2 separate regions of the Homo sapiens genome follow, and region 1 is linked to region 2. Evidence: read pairs that join two places in POLR2A ChIA-PET (ENCODE). Cell type or tissue: MCF 10A. All regions are shown on one strand. Each heading gives the region's core, and the rest is flanking DNA. Links, peaks and the distances in the headings are about the cores only.

Evidence for each region. Peaks named below come from ENCODE experiments on the same cell type or tissue, not always from the same donor. Only the 100,000 strongest peaks of a DNase experiment are listed, where the experiment ranks them.
Region 1: POLR2A ChIA-PET joins it to region 2 with 5 read pairs; 10 of 35 experiments call an interaction of 5 or more read pairs at or near these places.

Annotation. Positions count from the first base shown.
Region 1 is chr6:42,458,147-42,463,525 of GRCh38, reverse strand. No RefSeq gene overlaps it. Among named protein-coding and RNA genes, the nearest start is that of TRERF1, 8.9 kb to the right of the region's middle. In MCF 10A, for the core only: no CTCF peak of the experiment used is centred there; no DNase peak of the experiment used is centred there.
Region 2 is chr6:42,291,883-42,297,261 of GRCh38, reverse strand. All of the region lies in intron 4 of TRERF1 (transcriptional regulating factor 1), which reads left to right. Among named protein-coding and RNA genes, the nearest start is that of MRPS10, 77 kb to the right of the region's middle. In MCF 10A, for the core only: no CTCF peak of the experiment used is centred there; DNase peaks (open chromatin) are centred at 2,321 and 5,051.

The DNA of each region.
Region 1 (5,379 bases), core at 171-5,170, 170 kb before region 2:
GTCAAGGCTGGAGTGAGCCGAGATTGTGCCAGTGCACTCTAGCCTGGGTGACAGAATAAGACCCTGTCTCAAAAACAAACAAACGAACACATAACAACAACAACAATAACAACAAAATTAAAAACAAAAAAGTTTCATCTCAATCTCACACCTTATATAAAAATTAACTCAAAAATGCATCATAGATGTAAAAATAAAATGTAAAACTATACAACTTTTAGAAGAAAACAGTAGAAATGTACATGATTTGGGATTAGGGAGTGTTCTTAGACCTAACATCAAAAGTACAACCTGGCCGGGCGCGGTGGCTCATGCCTGTAATCCCAGCACTTTGGGAGGCCGAGGCAGGTGCATCATGAGGTCAGGAGATCGAGACCATCCTGGCTAACACGGTGAAACCCTGACACTACTAAAAATACTAAAAATTAGCCGAGCGTGGTGGCAGGCGCCTGTAGTCCCAGCTACTCGGGAGGCTGAGGCAGGAGAATGGCGTGAACCCGGAAGGCAGAGGTTGCAGTGAGCTGAAATCGCGCCACTGCACTCCAGCCTGGGCAACAGAGGGAGACTCCGTCTCAAAAAAAAAAAAAAAAAAAAGTACAACCCATAAAATGGGAAAGTAACAAATTGGATTTTATTAAAATTAAAAGCTTTGGCTTTGTGAAATACACCGTTAAGAGAATGAAACTGTAGACTAAGGGAAAATATTTGCAAATTGCATGTGCAAAGGAGTTGTACCTAGAAAAACTCCTCAAAGCTCAATAGCAGGAAAACAACCAAATTAAAAATCAGGAAAACATCTTGTTAGTTTAATACTTTTCTTTTCTTTTTTCTTTCTTTTCTTTTCTCTTTCTCTCCTCTCTCTCTTTCTTTCTCCCTTTCTTTCATTCTTTCTCGCTTTCTCTCTCTCTCTCTGTCTTTCCTTCTTTTTTTTTTTTTTTTTTTTTTTGAGGCAGACTCTCACTCTGTCGCCCAGGCTGGAGTGCAGTGGCACAATCTCGGCTCACTGCAAAACCTCCGCCTCCTGGGTTCAAGAGATTCTCCTGCCTCAACCTCCAGGTAGCTGGGATTACAGCCGCCCACCACCATGCCCAAGTAATTTTTGTATTTTTTTAGTAGAGACGGGGTTTCACCATGTTGGCCAGGCTGGTCTTGAACTCCTGACCTCAAGTGATCCGCTGCGCCGGGCCTAGTTTTTTTTTTTTTTTTTGAGATGGAGTCTCGCTCTGTAGCCCGGGCTGGAGTGCAGTGGTGCAATCTCGGCTCACTGCAACCTCTGCTTCCCAGGTTCACACCATTCTCCTGCCTCAGCCTCCCAAGTAGCTGGGACTACAGGCACCTGCCACCAAGCCCTGCTAATTTTTTTGTATTTTTAGTAGAGACAGGGTTTCACCGTGTTAGCCAGGATGGTCTCGATCTCCTGACCTTGTGATCTGCCGCCTCAGCCTCCCAAAGTGCTGGGATTACAGGTGTGAGCCACCGCACCAGCTAGTTTAATTCTTACAATCCTTAAAGCAAGGATTTTACATCGTGATATTAAACATCGTGATATTAAACATCATGATAGAAAACCAATGACCAATGACTTTGTTTCCAGTGCCTTTATAAAAAATAGTACTTTATAGATAATTTATGTCAGTGTACACGGGGTATACAAGTAATTGAGATTTTAAATTTTACTCTGTTTAATATTATGGGAAACTTATAAGCTAGGTATTTTATTCACTTCAGTTTAATGCAAGTGGTTAGCTCTTCCAGAAAGTTTTCTGTGACTTTTTTTTTTTTTGAGACCGAGTCTGGAGTTCGAGACCAGCCTGGCTAACATGGTGAAACCCTGTCTCTACTAAAAATACAAAAATTAGCCGGCCATGGTAGTGGTGGGGGCCTGTAACCCCAGCTACTTGGGAGGCTGAGGCAGGAGAATCACTTGAACCTGGAAGGCAGAGGTTGCAGTGAGCCGAGATCATGCCATTGCACTCCAGCCTGGGCAACAACAACTACTACTATATCTATCTATCTATCTATCTATCTATCTATCTATCTATCTATCTATCTATCTATCTAATCTATCTATCCTGAATAGGTAAATCCAGAGACAGAGGCAGATTAGTGGTTTCCAGGGGCTGAGGAGAAGAAATGAGGATTAACTGCTTTATGTGTAAAGTTTCCCTTCAGGATGATACAAATATTTTGGAACTAGATAGAGGTGATGGCTACACAAGATTGTGAATGTACAAAATGCCACTTAATCATACACTTTAAAATGGCTAAGTTTGTGTTCTGTATATTTTACCTCAATTTGAAAAAGAAGGTTGTGTCTCTGGAATCTTGTTTATGTTTGTAGAAAAATCTTTATTTTTCAGGGAAATCATAAAGAGTGAATCTAGCTCTGCCCATTTCTGAGCTAGGAACTATGAGTGGAATCCAAATGAATCAGAGCCACGCTGTTTTTTTGAAAGTGAACTGGATAGTCTAATAATGTGCTGAGGAATTCAGTAGTCAGAATGGTTACAAGTTAGCATAATGTATTCCCATTACACCACCTTTTCAATGCTCCTCCTATGTAAAAGGTATCAATAAATATATAATTGAACCAAAATCCTCTTTGTTGGAATATATTCTATTCAGCTGCTATTGCCCAAGTGGCCCTTGCAAATCTTGGGATGCTGTGCCTGTGAAAGCATTTTGTATTGTGATGGTGGCCTCAGGGTGAGGGAAGTGAGGATCAAGGGGAATGGGCTGTTTGCAAAATGTGGCTTCGGGGCCTGGAATGTTTAAAAAATTTTGAAATCCCAGCCTTTTCTTTTCATTAGTGATGACCCTTTCAAACACCCAAGCCTCTTTTCTTGAAATTCTTAATCTCGTTTTTCCTTTAAAAATGTATAAAATCCCGTGCATGATACATGCCGAATGACTGTCCTTTAAAAATCATTACAATGTAAAGTTCTTTACTGAAATTTGTTTATTTGTATTTTATTTACTCTTAACCATGATCCTGAAATTTTTAGGTACAAGTTCTGGGCTGGATCTTCTCTGATTGCTCTTTATAGACCTACTTGCTACCTTTCTCTACTGTACCCTAGGCCCTGGAAGGCTGACCTCCATCGATTCCATCAGTGGGCTCCCATACCCTCTGGCTTCCTGTCAGGTTCAGCCGTGGGAGGCACAAACAGATCAGAGGGTAGGAAGAGAAATAATTTGGGATACGTATTTATCCACCTCCCTCTCTGCAGGCTATGAATTGGCTGTGGTTGTGTTCTTCTACTGAAGGCCACAGCTCCTTTTAGGTGGGCCTCTCTTACAGCTACACCTGTGGCCACAACTTCAGCAATCACTTTCACTCCATTGCAGATATTTTTTTTCTTGCTGTTTCTGAACTAGGAATGGTAAAGGCTCCATATTGGTTTTGGTCCTTTGGTGCTATACCACCCCTTGCTGGTTTCCCTTAATCCTGCACACACGTAATTTGTGGGGCCGGTGCAATGCAGGGTCCTTTGTTCAAAAATTACAAAGGTCGGCCGGAGTGGTTCATGCTTGTAATCCCAGCACTTCAGGAGGCCGAGGCAGGAGGACTGCTTGAGGCCAGCAGCTCAAGATGAGCCAGGGCAACATAACTAGACTCTTCCATTTCTATATACATTTTAAAAATTCCAAAGAATTTAAAGATGGGGATTGCAAAGCATTAAACTAGTGTGTGGCCCCTCTAATTTTGAGGTCTAGTTGCACAGGTTGCACACCCATGGAGCTCGGTCCTGCCTGCACTGTATTGTAAATACTACTTACCTTAAATGATCTGCAGTTATCTATTGAGAATACCACCTGTTTCCTGCCAGAATTCTTTCTGATACAAGGTCTCATGTGTTCTCTCTCCCACTTAAAAAGAATTGTGGCTCCATTAGGGAATCTGGAAAACTAGCTGTAATCTATACTCACTGTGCAATTTAAAACTTTAGTAGATTTGCATCTGCAATAGGAAATTAACTAATTCTCTCTTTTCCTCACCCTCACAGCTAAAGCCACTCATTTGGGACTAACTTGAAGCTGGGAACTATTGTGGGCCACCATAGCCCTTGCATGCCACCTACTATTGCCACAGCTGAAATGTGTGACTCCCAAGCACGCCTCCTGGGCAGGTGCAGGAAGTTTTAGGAGTTACCCAAACCAGTTGATCACTTCTAGTTTTTTGTATTGGATACAGAATCTACTAAATAGGCTAATTAAAAAATATATGGCTTAAGCTGAGAACCTTCTCATATCCTGGAACCTATTTTTCTCTCTGGCTAGAAACTTACCCTAGATAGCAATCTCTTAGTATTACTAAACAAATATCAGTTAGGCCTCTGGTCTTGAGTAAGGCCAGCTCTCTCAATACCATCCTTAACAGAATTGAGGGTTGAAGTTACTACAATAAATTATGCTGCCTTGTTGGTTTCAAATGGGAGTTCCATAAACCCTCCTGTGCCTCAATTTTCTGTTTTTGTTTTCATTGCTTTGGTTGTTGCAGATTCAAGGATGGCAAAGAAACAAGGGTTTGAGAAACACCCTACAACCCTATTGTTTCATTGCTTTCACTTGCCACTGAAAGTGAACGACTCGCCTGCCTCTGGATCACTGGGACTGCTTCAACAACTGCATGAATTATATCCATCACTCATCCCTAAAGCACACACTTGATTTGTGCTATCCCCTTCATTTGGTCCTGTTGCCTCTCTGAGACTTCATTCTGCAGCAGTGGGTAGAAAGGCAACTGAGGTGGTATTTCCCCCTCCATGCTCTTGTCTATTTTTCCATGCCTGCAGTTTGTCCAGTTTTTAAGAAGCTCTCCCAAAGCTCCACCTTTAATATAAAGGGAAGTATTTTATAGAAGGGTTCACTTATTTGAAGAGTTACCAAATATATTGTCTTATCTTTTCCCCAAAATGCACACTTTCTCTTAAAGAGGACAAACTTTCATTTCAAAACGGGGTCATATGTAAAAATCATTCCAGCTGCTTAAATCCAGAGCATGGAAAAATTACTCCAAGAACAATATACAAATGCTCACTGGGCCTAAAACGTTTCGTTTGATTATGGACTGGATACATTTCCATTCAGCTCTGATTTGTTCCTGAGATAGGCAAATAACCAGCGTAGCCTCAGAAATGATCCTTCTCTTGGGAAAGCCAGCAGCATTGTGGACAGTCTAGACAACTAGAAGGAGCCAGAGAGTTCTAGCATCTAAACTGAAAACGAGGGAAGTCAGTCACAGTTCTGGACTGGGTGGCAGAACCGTGAGCAGAGTTGAGAATTTCACCCAGTGCATCTGATTCCAAGTCTATAAATTCTTGAGGTGTCTCTGCAGTGATGCACATTTTCAGGGAAAACCAGCCCCTAACTTTAATT
Region 2 (5,379 bases), core at 247-5,246:
GTTCTTTCCATTAGGAGGGGCAAGTAAGGTATCCGGTCTGCCATATTGCCAAAAGTATATCTTTTTCTTCTCCACAATAGTCAGGAGGGCAGGAATTTCTATTTCTTCACAGAAGAGTGACCTGAAGCTCAGAGAGGGTGTAGCCATAGGCCTAGCAGGTGAAAGGCTGGGAGAGAATATGTCCCTCTCCTCTCCTCTCTCCCCACGATAACTGTTGACCATTGGCAAGGACAAACTTTAGTCCCACAAAGAATATGAGTTGCTACCAAAATGTTTTAACTAGCTGAACAGCTTTGTACAATTTGTTTATGAATCTATTGTTTATCTTCCTTGAGGGAGGAAATGGCTTCTCCATATTTTGTGGCTTGTTTGTCTGGCAGTCACCAGCAGCCCTCCTGCTTCATTCCCATTCTGCAAAAAGTCTCCTGAACCTGAAGCCAGATCCCGTGGGCTTCTCATCCAGACCTTGGCTTCCTTTCCTCCTTATGCTACTCTCTCCTTCTCACCTTCTTCCCTTCCCTCTGCCTCTTTTTCCTTTTCCCCTCTCCCCATCCTTCCTGCGATTGGTTTTTCTTTTTCATGGTGGCGTGCCTTTCATTGGAGGGGAGTCTACAGAGCACAGTGGTTTGGCTTTTGGGCTTTGAGGGGCAGGGAGAAAGAGCTGAGTTTGAACCTACCTCTGCCACTTAACAGCTGAATCTCTCTGAGCTTCCGTTTCTTCATTGGTCACATGGGGACAGTGGATAGAGCTATTCAAGGACTTAATGAAATGATGCCTGTAGAGCTTGTAACACAGAGCTTGGATATCATCAGTGCTTGGTCAGTGGTGGTTCATATAACTATGACTGAGAACAGACCACTTCAAGGCCAGTGTTCTTGTTGGTGATGCTTTTAAATTGACAAAGCCAGTTTATAAAATGAGATTAAAATGGAGGCAGAAATCTAATGTAAATGTGGGAATCCCAGCCTCTTTATGATGTTCTTTGAACTGGGGTGTTTTTAAAAATAATCTGAGGGAAGATAGAACGCACTGGTCTGGCCAGTGTTTGTGGAAGATGTAAACCAGGGGTTCTGAAAATGGGGCCTAGACCTCCACACTCCATATCTTGGCCCTCCCGCTGAGCTGTGCCCTGTGTCCTGGTGCCGTGGTGGGGCTGGGGCTGCGTGGACTCACTGTGGAGGTTTCCCTTGCAGGGCCCCCAGATCAAGGGATGGCATTACTGCTCTGAGGACACATTTTCAGCAGTGATGGGGCTGGGGGAGAAGGGTCGTGAATGTCCTTTAGCTCTATTCTTATAGCTGGCATGAGACTTCACTTTTCACGCCCTCTTGTAATAAATGGCTTTATATTACACCTAGACATGTGTCGTTTCCTGATTTGATATCTATCAGGCAACAAGTCTTTTTTTCAAAGCCTGCTATTTATAGTGACTCTGGGCTTTGTATAGTGGGCAAGTACTATAAAAGAATGCATAAAGTTGCTGTGAATCTAAAACTACTCTAAAATTAAAGTCTATTCATCACAAGAGGACTTTGTAACCAAAAAAAATGCATAAAGTCTAAAACATCTTCATAAGATTGTTAGGTACTCAGAGTGGATATCCAAGAGGGAAAAACACGATGCCCTTCAATGGTCAGGGAGGGCTTCCTGGATGAGGCTGGATGATGATTTGAGCTGGTCTTATGGGGCAGCCAAGGTGAGGCTGCTGGAGAAGGAGCCTCATGCATCCTGGGTGTAGAAGTGGTAGGAACTGGGGTTTAGAAAGCCCCACAGATGGCCTTTGTGGTCCCTCTTGGAGCACCATCTCCCATTATCAAAAGCCCTCAGAAGTCCTGCGGCTAACATTTGACACCAGATTTCCCAAGTGTGTTTGACCACTCATAGCTGATGAACATGGAGGTCTTGAATGGGTTTCCACATGGCTTCTGTCTCTCTGACTAATGCTTCAGCTCATCTGGGCTACCACCTCACTTCTGTAAAACAGGGATTGGCAACTTTAAAAGTTCAGCCTCTTGGGAGCACCAAAAAATTATTTGAAGTTCACCTCTTATCTTTTTCCAGGCATTGCTCAAATATTTAGAAGGGTGAAGGTTTCTAGGGGGACTAAGCAGGGACATTGTTAGAGTTAGGGAGGGGGCTTCTTTGTTATCCCAGTCTCCCAAGATGATTGGACATTTCCAGCCCAGCCGAGTGGCCAAGCCTGTTTGCATGGAGTTAAATGCCCAGCCCCACCCCACCCCTTGTTCCCACCAGCAAACCTCAAAGTCTATTAACAGCCTCTGTCCTGATCATGATTCATCCTTCCTGCCCCTTCTGTATTCTGGTTACTCAGAGCCGTGAGCCAAGGTTGATTACTAATGCCATCCAACTGACCTTGCCCATGGAGAGCTTACCTGGTAGATTAAACATTCTTCATCAGATGACACCTCAGGTTGGGTTCTGTTTGTCAGCTAGCTCTGTACATTGCAACAATGGATTGTCCTAGATGCAGACGGAGACCCTTTTCAGGACCAGGAAGTCAGGGGACACATTATCTGAGGAGTTTGGGGTGCCAGGGTTATTGCGGGTATAGAGACAGGAGGTGCCCCAGGCCAAGAGCTCCTGTGCTTAAAGAGCCACATAAAAGTGGTGGAAATATGCTCTACATCAAATCTTCACGTGCTGCCCTGGAGATTGGCCGTTGGCTCCTTCTCACCATTGGTGGAACCTTTCTAAAAACATTTCATTATATTATTATACCAGTCATAGCCATTATTCTATTTTTTTTAATTGCAACATTAAGGCCGGGCGCGGTGGCTCATGCCTGTAATCCTAGCACTTTGGGAGGCTGAGGCGAGCGGATCATGAGACCGGGAGTTCGAGACCAGCCTGGCCAATATGGTGAAACCCTGTCTCTACTAAAATACAAAAAAAAATTAGCCGGGCGTGGTGGCGCACGCCTGTAATCCCAGCTACTCAGGAAGCTGAGGCAGAATTGCTTGAACCCAGGAAGCGGAGGTTGCAGTGAGCTGAGATTGCACCACTGCACTCCAGCCCAGGAGACAGAGCGAGACTCCGTCTCAAAAAAAAAAAAAAAAAAATTACATTATAGCTAGAGCTACCCCTACTTCTTACCCCTAATTCCTACCCCTACTCACTCTCTTCTCTTTTCCAAAAGATGGCAGAACTGAGACTGCAATCCAGACATCCTGACTTCTAGCATTGTTTCCCCAAAGGGCTCAGATCCTTAGGGATCAGGTGTCATTGGTGGGAAACCCTAGTATCTCAATATCCTGATATCCTGGCCCAAGATTGTTCAGTGTCCTGGGACAGGCCAGGCAGGGTCTCAGGGGATTCGTCCAACAGAGGCTTGGAGCTCCTCAGGTCCAACTTTATTCTGCAGAAGGTGAGTCTGAGGTGCAAGGAGGGGAAGTCATTTGCCCAACCAGGTCACAGGGCACATCTCTCTTTCTGTTTGGTCCGGGTTATCTTTATATTGGGTTTGCATTTCCTGAATACACAGCAACAGGGTGGGGGGTGGGTGGAGGACAGGGGAAGTGGGCTTAAAAGAACCCCATCTGAAAATGTTTAGATTTCCTGTGACTGTCCCGTGAAGAGGGAGATAATCTGTGTTCACGGAACTAAGAGGAGAGGGAGAGACTTGGTTCAGGTCCAGGAGGCCAAGAGTGGAGAGAAAAAGGAGGACAACATGAGAGCTATTCAGAGAAAGCTGTGACATTTTTATGGATGAAATAGAAACAAATAGGAGTTTGTTTCTTTGCACTTCAGTGATGTCTTCTTGTTTGTATTTTTGGACAACACTCAAGCCATGTGGAGGCTCTGGCCTCGTTCTAGTAGCAGTGGTTTGTGGTCTTTGGAGGCTCTTTGGCCTGGGACCGGGCGCCTTTGGTTCTCATCTCCCTTGAGTTGGCTTCTACCAGGATGTGTGATCCTTTGGAACTCTCTCTTCCTCCCTCGGAGCTTCCATAGCTTATCTCAAGGTGGAAATAAAACCTCCTGCTGGGCCTGCCTCACAGAGAAATAATGGGTATGAGAGTGTCCCCCACAAACTGTCAGGGTTAGATTGGCCTCGTTTTTTCTTTTTCCACGTCTGTGAGGCTGGCATGAGCTCTGAGGGAGTCAGGAGCTTCCACCAGGGAAGGCCCATGTGCCCATCAGATCAGGTGGCACATGTGGCCACAGAGGCCACTCCAGACCCGATTTCCTGGGACAGCCCTTCCAGGCAGTGTGTCCCCAGTTCCTTAAAGGGGGATGTCATTTAAGCAGGAAAGGCTGTAACTAAAAGTAAGGAAATGGTATATACGGACAGAGTTACTACCAATTTTCTGGAATTGGAGAGCTGGGTACCCTCTTGAAACAGAAAACGAAGTAGAATATCACTTTATCTGGTATCATAGAGGAACTGAAATGACTCCAGCTAACAGGGCCCACCCCTTCTAACTTTTTTAGGTGGTGATACCAGGTAAAGTGATATTCTACTGGATACAATTAAGCTTTAGATTGCCACTAAATAATTGCGTCTCATTTCCTCTTCGGGGGTCTTGAACTGCTTGAGAGCCATATCCCAGAAAGTAGAAAACCACCTTCGTTACCAGTAACACCAAATTAGAGAACTCAGCCTGACCCGTGGCCACACCAATTCCCTCTTTTGCACCCCTTGAATTGCACTGACCAGTGTAGACTTGTAGGCCTCTCTCTCTCGGACTTCCTGCAAGGATGAGCCAGTCATGTGCATGTTTGCATTCTGTTTCCTGCTGTCAGTGAACAATTCTACTGAACGAACTATGGCCTTTCCTTGATGTCTCTGGATCATCATTGTGGATAAAATGAATGTGCCCTGGACACAGGTGCTTTCAGGGGATGTTAGAGTAAGCAAGGTCATTGGTCCCTATCCCAAAGGGCCCAGGCTGCCCTTCTCTCTTCCCTCCTGCGTCCACTCCTGGCAATTTCTGCCCCTGAGCAACATTCTGCTGATTGAAACAAAAGGAGGGCTGAAGGTTGTCCAGGAAACAAATAACCAAACCAACTCAATCATGCCTGAGTCATTGAGCCTGGTCTAAACTGTAACCCACGTCAAAACAAAACAACAGAAACCCCACCCCAGGCAATGAGACTGCTCGAGTCCTCCCTGGGAGCACATGTGTCCTGTACCTTCTCTTGTTTAATCTTCTCAGAAACCCAGAACAGTAGGTATTATTATTACTGTTTTACAGATGTCAAAATTGAGGCTCAAAAGCGAAGTTAGATAGGCCTGCTGGAGGGACTCACTATGCCAGTGGAACGTTGAGATTTGAACCCCAATCTTTGACTCCAGAAGCAGTGCTCTTGGTGTTTCCATGAGGAAAATATTTGTCATCTAATCCATTTGTTTCTCTCCA